2 separate regions of the Homo sapiens genome follow, and region 2 is linked to region 1. The links are chromatin contacts, found by Hi-C in ENCODE. All regions are on one chromosome and are shown on one strand. Each heading gives the region's core, a stretch centred on a gene start or an enhancer-like site at or near the end of the contact. The rest is flanking DNA. Distances are from core to core; before and after follow the strand shown.

Evidence for each region. Hi-C counts contacts between places; a loop is a spot of excess contacts on that map. Pooled maps may share reads with other maps.
Region 2: a loop to region 1 is called in a pooled map, with 2.4 times the contacts of the local background. The contact joins the promoter of LIPK here to the enhancer-like site in region 1. A Hi-C loop is called at or near these places in 1 of 168 maps with a recorded cell type or tissue (CD8-positive, alpha-beta T cell), 1 of 37 single-sample maps with no recorded cell type and 7 of 50 pooled maps.

What each region holds. Positions count from the first base shown.
Region 1 is chr10:89,215,390-89,221,621 of GRCh38, forward strand. It overlaps LIPA (lipase A, lysosomal acid type), which reads right to left. Exons shown (of 10, transcript NM_000235.4): 9 at 549-620. Among named protein-coding and RNA genes, the nearest start is that of CH25H, 11 kb to the left of the region's middle. Within about 2 kb of position 2,467, at least 3 of the 41 ENCODE cell types and tissues checked have a DNase peak (open chromatin) inside an H3K27ac peak, as active enhancers do.
Region 2 is chr10:88,703,120-88,709,351 of GRCh38, forward strand. LIPK (lipase family member K) reads left to right here and starts at 3,130. Exons shown (of 10, transcript NM_001080518.2): 1 at 3,130-3,201. RefSeq lists an enhancer at 1-559.

The DNA.
Region 1 (6,232 bases), core at 1,217-3,716:
TGGGGTCATGCCCTCCTACTTCTTCCCTTTGGGTGTAAGACAAGTCACAGAAATTCTCTAAGCCTCACTGTCCTCATGTTTAAGTCAGAGATAATCACGTTTACATCACAGAGATGCTCTGGGAATTAAATTTAAAAAACAGAGCAAAGTGCCTCACACTTCAGTGCATTTAGCATGCTCAAAAATGCTAATTTTATTAGTGCAGGGAAGAGGCTTAAGCAATGTAATCTGGCCAAGGCCCCATAGCTACCAGATAACAGACATAGGACTGTCTGACTCTACAGGCTATGTTCGTGATTACTCTGAGTAATGCATAACAGTGATGATTCTTATTTAGAGCTGGGGAAAGGACAAAGAGAGGAGGCCCAGTCCACAACACCAGCTACAAAGCTTGGATTGTTCTGAATGGACTGATGGAAAACAAACACTAGTCAACTCCTGCAAACATTTCCCACAGCACCTGAGCCTGGCCAGAATCCTGATAGGCCAGGCTGGCTTTCTTGATGAGTTTTCAGGGCCCCCTTTAATGAAAAGACTAAAAACTTTACCTGGTTGTAATGAAAATAATTCTTGGCACTGCTTCCCCAGTCAAAGGCTTGAAACTTTTGGAATTTAACAGCCTAAAAAGAAGATAATTTGGAAAAGAGTTATCTGACACCAAAGTTAGAGATAACATCATAGGTTGCTGGAGCTAGCCACAACCTCGGAAATCAACTTTATACCAATATCCAGATTTACTCTTCATTTCCAAGGCATTATTTTAAATGAGATGGCATGGTTTTGTCCTGCTTTACTGAATGACTCAATTTCTCATTGTATGATTGTTAAGCAGCTACCACCTGACACAAGAAAGCAGCTATGCACATATGCTGTCAATTATACTAGATCAACAGTTGCTCCTGCTAGCGGAACTTTATGCTGACATTTTCTGCTGAAATTTGCATCCTAAGCTTTTTCAAAGAGTTAGTCATTTTACTTGGGAAATAAAGGTAGACAGATAGGTAGCTACATATATATATACATATATATATATATAATAGAGAGAGAGAGAGAGAGATGGATATATATAGATAAAATAATTATAATATACAATTGGCCCTCCATATCCAGTTTTGTATCTGTGGATTCAGCCAAGTGATATTTTGCAGATGGAAAATATTTGGAAAAAAACAATAAAAGATAATAAAACAATAAAAAATACAAATTTTAAAACAGTGTAACACCTACTTACATAGCGTTTACATTGTATTAAGCATCATAAGTAATCTAGAGATGATTTAAAGCATATGAAAGGATATGCATAGGCTATATGCAAATACTACATCATTTTATATAAGGGACTTGAGTATCTGTGAATTTTGGTTTGGGGATGATGTCTGCAGCCAGTCCCCAAAGATACTTGAGGGATGACTGTATATTTTCTATTTACCCATTCTACTTGTCTAGTTATATTAGTCAAATTTTAATGATGGTATTGATTAAACACTTTTTCTTGAGTACTGGTATCAGTATAATCACCAAGTAGTACTGCATGCCAGCACAATTCTAACTAGTTAGGGATACTAGAGCCATGAAATTGAAATTGTATTGAAATTTACATTTATTCATATTTAAAATAGTATAATATAAAATATTAGCAAAATGTCACTTATTTTTAAAATTCAAAATAGTGCAAATCCATATTTCCTCTACACTCTCAAATTAAATGTATGTCAAAAATTAAACACAAAATTGGCAAGCCAAATGAATTTGAAATGGTAAGTTTTGGCCACAAGGTGGCGCCTGGTAAAAAGAAATGCTCAGACATTCTTTGTCAAAACTGCTTTTGATTTATGTGAAGTCTGTTCTAATCAACTGCATACAATTCTACTGTTTGATGTAATAAAAGACAGAGTGAGATGATATACTATAGGGGATTGTTACAGGAGAAATATTTGGCATCTGTTTTTGCCGTTGCAAATGACTGATATTAAATACCTGTGGCATATTTAACAAGCAAAACAAAATTTGGATTCACAGCACCTGTTGGTACATCTGTTCCCCATCTTTGTCAGTGAAAATATATTGATGCAAACTATTCTGCCACTGAACACAGACAGCAGTTCATCACTTTGTCACATGTCCTTCAGCATTCATATGAAGCACCAGCGTGAGCACAGAATACAAAGGTGAAACTTGCCTATAGCTCAGACTGAAGTTCTAAATTTGACTTTGTGCTAAGTCACTTAGGACTTCAAGCTATCCACTTGAAAGGATATTTCAAAAGAAAAGTATTAAGATGATTTCCAGTAACAAAAACCTGGAAATAAGCTAAAGCCCAATTTTAATAAGTAACAATCCCTTGTAGTATATCATCTCGCTCTGTGTTTTATTACATCAAACAGTAGAATTGTATGCAGTTGATAAGAACAGACTTCACATAAACCAAAAGCAGTTTTGAAGAGAATGTCTGGGCATTTCTTTTTACCGGGCGCCACCTTGTGGCCAAAACTTACCATTTCAAATAATAGATATTTGGGTAAATATGTTACATAAATATACACAAGGGGTATGCCACTGTCATAAATATAAATAAAATACAAACAGAAAATGGCTTACAGATAATCTCATAAATAATACTAAGTGGAAAAAAATGAAACCAAATATACACTAAGGTTATACTTCTGTGATAATCATATCACAGAGTATATGTAGATAATGATCAGGAGGAAATGCCTATAGTATTAGGATAAACCGTTTTAAAATGACATTTAAAAATTATATTTAGGTCTTGAATGGTAATAAAAATGTAAACGGGTTCAACTTTTCTAAAGTACAATATGTATTAGAAGTCTTAAAGCTATGCCTACCCTCTCCCTTACTAAGTCTACTGCTATAAATGTATCATCCTAAGAAAACACTCTAACATATAAGGACAGATGATTTATGACTGCAAAACAACTATCACTGCAAAAAACAAAATGATAATAAAATTCAAGCAACAGAAACTGCCCTTTATGACAAATATTTTAAAACTTTAGTTACTGACCCGGAAAGGCATTTTTAATTATGGCAGAGACTGCCACCCATTCCCATTCTTGCCTTCTTCCTTTCAGTAACAGAATCCCTAAAGCTTTCCCTAAGTACATGGCTGCCAAGATAGAAACCACATCCTCATCCTCCTGCGAGCAGCCAGGCTATGGCCATACCGCTCACTTCTAAGCTATCTCCTTCGCACAAAGTCACTTGCCCTGAGCTCCCTCTCCCCTGCCTTCCTGTGAGTTGGAAGAGACATGGAGGTGACCGGGCTGCAACCAGGCAGAAGAGGACAACACCCCGAGGATGGCAGAGCTATAGTATGGAGGGAACTGGGTCCCTGCATGGCCTCATGGAACACAGCCAAAACCCCCTCTATCATCAGTCTGGGCCACCTCTCTCTGAACTTTATTATGAGAAAGAAATAAACTCTTTATTTAGCAGCTGTATTTTGGGGTCTCTAATACAACAGCTTAACTTGTATCTAACAAATATAATGGCATTTCTTTAAATGAAAATTTACATAAAAGCAGATGTAGTATGATCTGACTTTTGTAATGGAAATGATTATATTACAAAACTGTAAGATTATACCAAAATATTAATAGTGGCTATTGCTGGGTGCTAGACATACAAGTCATTTTTCTTTCACTCATGTATTTTCTAAAATTTCATAAAACATATTACATGTTTAACAAAAATTATACTGAATATCCTTTTTACAGTGTTCTTTAAAAGCCTACCAAAAGTATGTTTTTTCCTTTAAAGAAAAAAAAAAGAGCACATCGTAATCATCTAAGGCACTTAACTCAAACATAGATCCCAGGGTCACAGCCCTAGGAATTCAGAGTCTCCACAGGTCTCAGACAGGCCCAAGAACCAGTATTTTTAATAGCACCTTAGGTAGGTCAGAACAACACTGGAAAACTACACTGGGATGGCCTTCTTCAAACAGGTGAGAGTACCTGGGCTCTGGGCAGGGCCAGTGAGAAAGTGAGAAGTAATATCAAGTCTTGGCTCTGGGGAGCTCCGAAATTCATCAGGTTTATAAGGAGAATGGAAAGATGAGTATGCTATATTTAAAATCCCGCTAAAGAACAAGGTATGGAATTTATTAACAAGTTAATCCTAATTATTTAAACAAAAAGTAAACTTCTGAATGGACTGTAAACAAAATGGCCTTTAAGGTCAACCCCAAACTCATACCATAAGAGCCCTCTAATGCCACACCTGAATTCTAGCCCCAGCCTGCCCGGCATCCAGGCCTGCCCAGCTTCCACAGAAGCCTTTTCCTGCACTGCCTCTTGGAGCCTGCAGCCTGCACCAGTGGCAGCCCCTGGCCAACAGCCCAGAGGAGGGAAAGCCAAAGGGAAGATCCGATACAATGGCTGCACAAAGCAACCAACCATTTTACTGACAAAAGATGGTACAGCGGGTAGAAGAGCAAAGGCCCAGGCTGCCTTGTACAGCAAATCTGGGCTTTGCAAATATTCTGGAGGTATATTCCAGGGTAGTTAGAATCTAAAGTCACCAGGTCACAAATGGGGCACAGAGCAGTGCTCTGGCCCTCACCCTGCAGCCTTTGACCCTGGCAAGCTGCTGGATAAGAGGGCTGGAACAAGACCAGTAGCCTAGATGATAGCCGATCCAATGTCTCTACTGCAAACCCCATGCCCAGTGGAGGCCCAAGACACAGAAGGGTGAAGCAACACAGGTCTGTAATATAAAATAGAGTTGGCCTAGGACAGCCTTGGTTTCAACATTCCCAAGGGCCTCTGACATCCCAGGTCTGGTGGCCATTTGTACTTTGCTGAGGCCTGGCGTGTACTGTGTGTGGGCTGCTGGCAGTCACTAAGCTGGTGGGAAAGCTCAGGATCTGCCTCCAGCCAGCTCAGTCACCCTCCATCATCTCTGGGGGTGCAATAACTGATGAGGTGACAGACATTGGGCCTTTTAGGAAAATGTCCATTAGGTAAGAGGTCCTAGGCATCCTCAAAAATGTAGGGGAATTCTAGTGACAGGGTATATGAAGAAAACAAGTGACTATAAGCATAAATGTGACCAAGGAGAAAAGCAGAGACCTGAACCAAGAACGAAAATCCTCAATCTTTGTGAATTTGAGGATTTTTGAAGGTTTGGGGGCATTCCTTAAGTGGTAAGCATGTGCTGTTCAGCACGTCATGAACTATTTGCATTCCAGATGCCCCTCTTTTAGGCCACAACAAACTCTGCCCCTGAGGAACTGACATTTAACTCTCAGCCTTCTAGTTACTATAAAGGACCAGGAGCCTCAGGCCAGGCTCTTCCTAGTTCCTTAGAGACGAGCCCCAGGGAAAGGAGAACTATAGCACTGTTAGAGTTCCTGGGGCAACTGAAGAAGGAGATGAAAGTATCAGGATGTCCCGAACAGGTCTGCTCCCAAACCTGGTGGAGCAAAAGAATCTACCAGGCAGATTTTTTAAAAATGCAGATCCTCAGAAATAAAAAGGAATGAACTACTGACATACACAACATAGGAAAATTTCAAAACAAGTATTCTGAGTGGAAGAAGCCAGACAAAAACAAGTATAAACTGCATGACTGTTCTCATGCAAGCTCTAGAAAATGCAAACTAAGCTACAATGACAGGAAGCAGATCAGTGGGATTGAGGGGAGGGATGGGGGGAGGTATCACAAAGGGGCAGCAGGGACCTTTTAGGATGATGATATATTTGCTGTGTCGATTATGGTGATGGTTTCACAGGTGTATACAAACACTGAAATATATCAAATTGTATACTTTAAATATTCTATGTCACTTATACCTCAATAAAAAATTTTTTTTTAAAATAATAAAACGACTCGGGAGGCTGAGGCAGGAGAATCACATGAAGCTGGGAGGCGGAGGTTGCAGTGAGCCAAGATCGCACCACTACACTCCAGCCTGGCAACAGAGTGAGAGTCCATCTCAAAAAAATAAAATAAAACGAAAAAATAAAAGTACAGATTCTCTAGTCCAAATGATTGGGACACAGGAGTATTTGTTTTATAAGCCTGGATGGTAGCCAATCCAAGAATTCCACTATAATTCCAACTCTCATTACTTTTTTAATGCAATGATTTATTAAATAGTGTACTTTTTAAAGCAATTTGGTGATTCTGATGCAAGCAGTGACTGCCAGGTGTTTGGAAATTACTATTCAAGACACCTACAGTGTCTTGGTTTAGGGCTTAAATG
Region 2 (6,232 bases), core at 1,880-4,379, 510 kb before region 1:
CATACCCTAAATTCGAGATTTTAAACCTCAGATACAGATAGCCTAGGTCCCTACCAACAGTCTCACAAAAAATGCAAACCTCAGGGGATGGTACTCCAAAGTAATTAACCAAAACAAGAGTAGTTGTTATGCAAATACCAAGGAATTTAATCTCCTTAAGAAAACAATAAATTCCTGGTTCAGACCTAAAGGCACAAATTTTAAAATGTGTGTAGATTACAGACTCAGCTCAGCTCCATTCTAAAAGATGCATTCTCTATAAGACCTCCCTAACACCTGGAATACAAGCAGCTGGGTAAACATCCTGGCCATGCAGTATGGGCAGCATGAGTCAGTTAGAGGGCAAGGTTCTTTCTCTTGATCCGCCCACATACCTTGGGGGTGTTAGAAGCCTTGATGGAAGTAGGAGATGAAGTGTTTCATGGAAAAACACCTACTTCCGCATGATAAGGCAAGGAGAGGGAGTGAAAGAGAAGATGGGCCCTACCCTTCTGCAGGGCCCTAAAGCCACTACCAAGACAGGAGAAGGGAAAGCCCCTTTATTTTGTGTCCTGGGATTGGAGAAATAATTTTTTAAAGACCCTAAAATCATAAATATTACTATACAAGTATGTGTGTAAACAGAGATGGATTTCTGTTCAATGAATTAAATCATAAATGAAAAGAGAAATGGCTAGGCGTGGTGGCTCATGCCTGTAATCCCAGAACTTTGGGAGGCCAAGGCAGGTGGATCACTTGAGGTTAGGAGTTTGAGACCAGCCTGGCCAACATAGTGAAACCCTGTCTCTACCAAACAGAAAAATTAGCCGGGCATGGTGGTGCACACCTGTAGTCCCAGCTACTTGGGAGGCTGAGGCAGAAGAGTCACTTGAGTCCCGGAGGCAGAGGTTGCAGTGAGCTGAGATCGCACCACTGCACTCCAGCCTGGGCCACAGAGCAAAACTACGTTAAAAAAAAAAAAAAAAAAAAACGAAAAAGAAAAGAGAAATGACAGATTGACAGAAATAGACTAGCAAACTGAGTGGGAAATGAATACTCAGCACTGTTGATGGAAGTGCATAGCCTATTTCTGGAATAATCCGGAAATATATAGTAAAATTGATCAACCATATGACCTATGACCAAAAAATTCTCATTCCTAGATGTATGGCATGCACACTATTCCATCGTGGGGCATATAAATGCTGACATATTTAATGGTGCAGAATTTAAGGGAATGAAATTATCGGTCATTGGGGAATAGGACAGTTTAAAGGTGGAGGTTTTACAGTAAGAAGTAACAAACAACATATGCTTAATGCAACATGTTGGATTCTCACAAGCCAGGCCTGCTTTATAGATGTGTGAAATATGCAACTCTAGAGGATTAGAAGGTGTGGTTAGAAGGCCCTCACACTTAGACACTTTGTTGTCATCATCTTTAAATTATTATTCATAAGAAGTCCCATATTTAAAATTTGGCACTGGGCCCCACAAATTATGGAGACAATCCAGTTCACAGGCATAATGTACAGTAAGAAAAGTAGGAAACAATGAGATTTATAATAAAATAATATATGAAAATCTCATATATGCTATATACTTTACAGTGATATGGTCACTCTTTAGGATAAACTAGAGATTGAATGAAAGTAGGGATCAGGGACAAAGGTCAAAATAAATTAAATAAAATTTATAAAAGAATAAACAAAGCAGTAAAGGGTCCTTATATGGATGAATAACCCATTCAGTGTAAAAGTGCCCCAAACTACAATGATTTGGATTTCCTGTGGGTAGGAATGCATTGCAGAAAATGTTTGGCAAAATAGTTCAAGATCAACTATGTAATAATTGAAAATTCCATCGTTTCTTTTCTTTTTTCCCCAAGAATATCTGTGTTTTCTAGTATAGAAATGTTTGTATTTGCTAGCATAGACTAGATTCCAGCAGTTTGTATATTGCCAAAACATGAACTATCTTTCCAGTTGCTATGTTTTATTTCAGAGACTCAAATTGGCATGCCAGTAGAATGTACTACATTTTAAGTGGAATTATACATTAAAAATATAAGAATATAAAACGTTTCTCATAAATCAAGTAAATCTGTAAATAATTAAGTGGTTGAAACTATTATAGTAATGGAAGCAAAGCCAATTCCAACTACAATTTCCAATCAAACTGACTCTAATGGAACCTAATTAGTAACTGACACAATCCAAAGAAACTTGAAGGTATTTAAACTAACCTCATGCCACTAAGTCCTACCTGACTAAAATGCACGTTCTGATACAAGTGTGTTTGCAATTCTTTCCTATGCTCTGCGTGTATATAGACATGTCTGAACCAATGATGAAAATTCAGGAAATAATTCAGGAATACTCTTCCTCTTCAGATTACTTTGAAGCATGGAAAATATTAGTTTTGAGATCATTTTAGAAATTTGGTTGTTTTAATTTACCCAAACTGGACTTGTAATTACCCTTGTAATTTTCGATAATATAAATGCCCACTACTGAAAATAGAGCTCTATGCAGTTCTGGAATTCCAGATTATCTGATTTCAAACTTTCATGGAGTGCAGACACAAGACAGCTTACATGGCAAGAAAGAGATTGGTTGGAGAGTAGAAAAAAAAAGCCAGTTTTGTTTTTGTTTATTTGCCTTTAGCTAGCTAGAGATCTTGAAAGAATTGGATATACTATTTCCTACCAATTCTAATGCCCAATTTACATACCAAGGTAAAAGAAATTCAGAAAAGCCAAAGCAATAATTGACAATGTGGTAGCATTAGAAGTGATGCAGCTGGATGAGGCAGGAGGATGTGGCATTTTACAGAGATGCTCGTATGACTGGGGTCATTTCATCCACCCTTGGTGGAAATTATTTTCTAAGTAGAGAGTCTCAGATTCTGCTGAGAATCTTCCAATTCATCTGACCCTTGAGGCATGGAACATGAGGATTGGCTTGGCAGGAGTGAGAATTTTAGTCTCAATCACATTCTTTTTCATCACTGGCTAAGAACTCACCTAACAAGTTTACCTTAGTAGCATCTGTTATATTTGAAACCATGATTAATCTGCTTCCAGTTGAGAAATTTCTAGTTGCGCCATCTTTTGAGCTGTTTAAAACAGAGCATGTTCCACTGACAGTTGCCTCTGGAAGGATCTGGAATGCACCTGAAGCTCCCAGGACTTGAAGACAGACCTCCAAAGACTTGGATCAGGTAATGACTTTTCATCTATTTGCAGAGCCTGGATCATAGTGTATTAGTGAGACATAGGAAACCTTCAGAGGGACAGAACTTTACATGTTGATGATGAATATTGTATTTTGATTCTATCAGGTTAAGCAAGATACAGCAAGAGTATAATGTGACAACTTCAGATGGAGAGTCTTCTAGGTATGTTATGACAAGTTTTCCCTTTCAGAAAGCTGCAGCATCTAGAAAGCAGACATCACTATATTTGAACCTCAGTGAGAGGAGGTATCACAAGTCTACACTTGGAAAAATCTAGCAATAAATAATTTTATGAACCTCTCTTTTGAGTCTTGCATCTAGGGGTTTGGGAAATAATGTTTGGATAATGTTCTCAAAACCATTTACCATTTTTTAGGAAGCCCTTTATGTTCTCATTCCAATGGCCTTGAGTATGAATATTCTTTTTTATGATCAGGGTCATCTGCAGGGGAATATGAAGCAAAGTGACTGTCAAGAGTGACACAACTGCTTATGAAATCAATCATTTGTGGAGGACACACCATTCTCTTTTTCTGCTGCTTTGTAATAAATAGTTTGACTGGGAGAGGAGTGAAAATGTGGTTCACATTAATGTAGATGATATTTAAGAGTATCATGCTCCTGTCACCCTTTAAATTGCAGACCTGATTGGAAGCTAGAAAGATGAAGATGAGTCAACTGGATGGACTAATATTCCCTCTAGACATAGAGAGATTAAATAATTATTCTTTAATTCTATGTGTCAAAGCCAAACTGTTATTTTTTGTTTGTTTTTACAAAATAGTTATCCTTTGTTTTCTTTTTCTAGAAATAAGAAAGCAGTTTTTACCAGGCTTTCTTTGTGTCTGAAAACAGAAACCAACTCAAATATATAGCACCTTGGCATACTTAGCACTTCAGGCTGTAAATATGAGAGTATGGAACTGAGTTTTGGAATAACAATATGAAGTTAAAGTGCCATTTTACTCTAAAATGACTTGGTTTCATATTCCTTCACTGGACTATCCTGTCTCTCCCTTACTTTGTAAGGACATTGAGGGAAAAATTATTTCCTTCACTGCTCTTCCTTTGTGGTTTATTTTATTTAATTTTTGCCTTTAATTTGAAGGAACAATCTTTCAGACCCTATTTTACCAGGCAGGACAAGTGTTTTGTCCTTCATATTATCGAAGACATGTGAAATATAATGCTCTTTAAATGTTTGTTATTCATTTTTTTCTGCCTTGGCATTTTATTTCCCATTTATCCCAAGACTCTTGTTCTTTTCTGCTTGCCTCTAGGCTTAGAGCACAGAGCTACTGGCCTCTTAACCTATTTGAAAATTCCATCAAAGTTGCCTAGTCTTTCTTCCTGATTCAAATGTGCTAGGTGTTTAATTCTCAAATCTACAATTTTTAGGACTGGATATCCTATTAGGTAAAGATTTCCTTTCATTCACTTGTTAATAGTCTCCTCAGTCTTCCTGATTCATTGTCTTTCACCCTGTGGGTGGGGGAAAAACAGGGAAGCAATTTAAATCTAGTTTCTGACTAACCTGACCACTAATAGTTGTGAGTCACTCTGTTTTGGTAAGAGGTTAAAAGTATTAGAGCTTTATGAAGGATGCTGAGGTAGGAGCAAGACAGATCCTAAATCTCTGTAAACACCCAGTGGGTTTTTAGATTTAAAATGTCAGATAAAAAGGAAAAATGTGGCAGATGCAAAAACATTCTAATTGATAAACAACAGTCTTCTGGCAAACCCAGTCATTTGTATGGCTGCCAAGAATCTTTTAATAAACAAAAACTATGCGATACTGCTGAAATGATTATTACAAGATGGAAGTACTAAAACTTCTGAACTTTGCCCCTAAGAAGACATCTAGGACATTTACTCACAGGTCATTGAGTTTAAATTTATACATAATTATTTCTAAATGTCATAACCTTTGCTATTATTATAAGGATGATTCAAGCTAATAAATTCATCAAGAAAAATATATAACCAATAAGTAAATTAGTGGAAGAGAGAAAATGTTTATTCCCAGTGACCAAATATAACCATTTTCATTTTGGAGTAATTCTTCTAGTCTTTTGAAGACCATACTTTTTTGTTTATTTGTTTTAGAAGTTTAAAAACAATAAAAATTTAAAAATATATAACAGTTGCTTAAATATTATTTTTGCTTCTATAGTCCCAAAGTTTGCAAAACTCTGTAAGTGACTGCAAATTTTTAGGTTGGCATATAAAATTTATGTCATATTTTTAAATCATTGCTAAGGTGCACTTTATGGCACATTGTAAATATTAATAGTTTAAAATTAAATTGCTACACAATTTTCAAAATGAATCCAATAGAATAATGATTTGATGCCTAATATCATCCATTTAAAAATTCCCTTAATGAATTTAAAGTTTTACATCTTTTATTTTTCTCTTTCTATTCATATTCTCATTCCAGTCATTTCTACAGATGTTTTACATATTCCTACAAATATATTTTAATATAACATATTTGTGTTATTATTTCTTTTATTGATCAGTAGATTATTCTCTGCAACTAAAAGGTCCATATACATTAAAACTTAAATTGTTTTCATTTCCTGTGACCATAAGGTTGCATTTTGTAAAAAGTTTTTAATGATGTGTGATTTTAATTTTTCTTTGTATATAATTGTCCAAAGGATCATAACACATTAAAAGTTTAATGAAAAATGATTAAGCATTAGGAGTAAAACTTTATTGGTGATGCTTTTCTTAATGACGTAAATAGATCTTTGCCTTTTAAATTCTGCATCCATTGATGATGATTATTTATTGACAGAATGAAACAAAATTCATCATCAATTCTTTTTCATTTTTTGAATAGATGTGAGTGCTGAGAAACCATGTTTACATAATGCCACAATTTTTTGAACTCTTTATGAAGCTCTGTGTCACAAATCACATAGTGATGCATCAACAAAAATTATTTTATTTTTTTATTATACTTTAAGTTCTGGGATACATGTGCAGAATGTGTAGGTTTGTTACATAG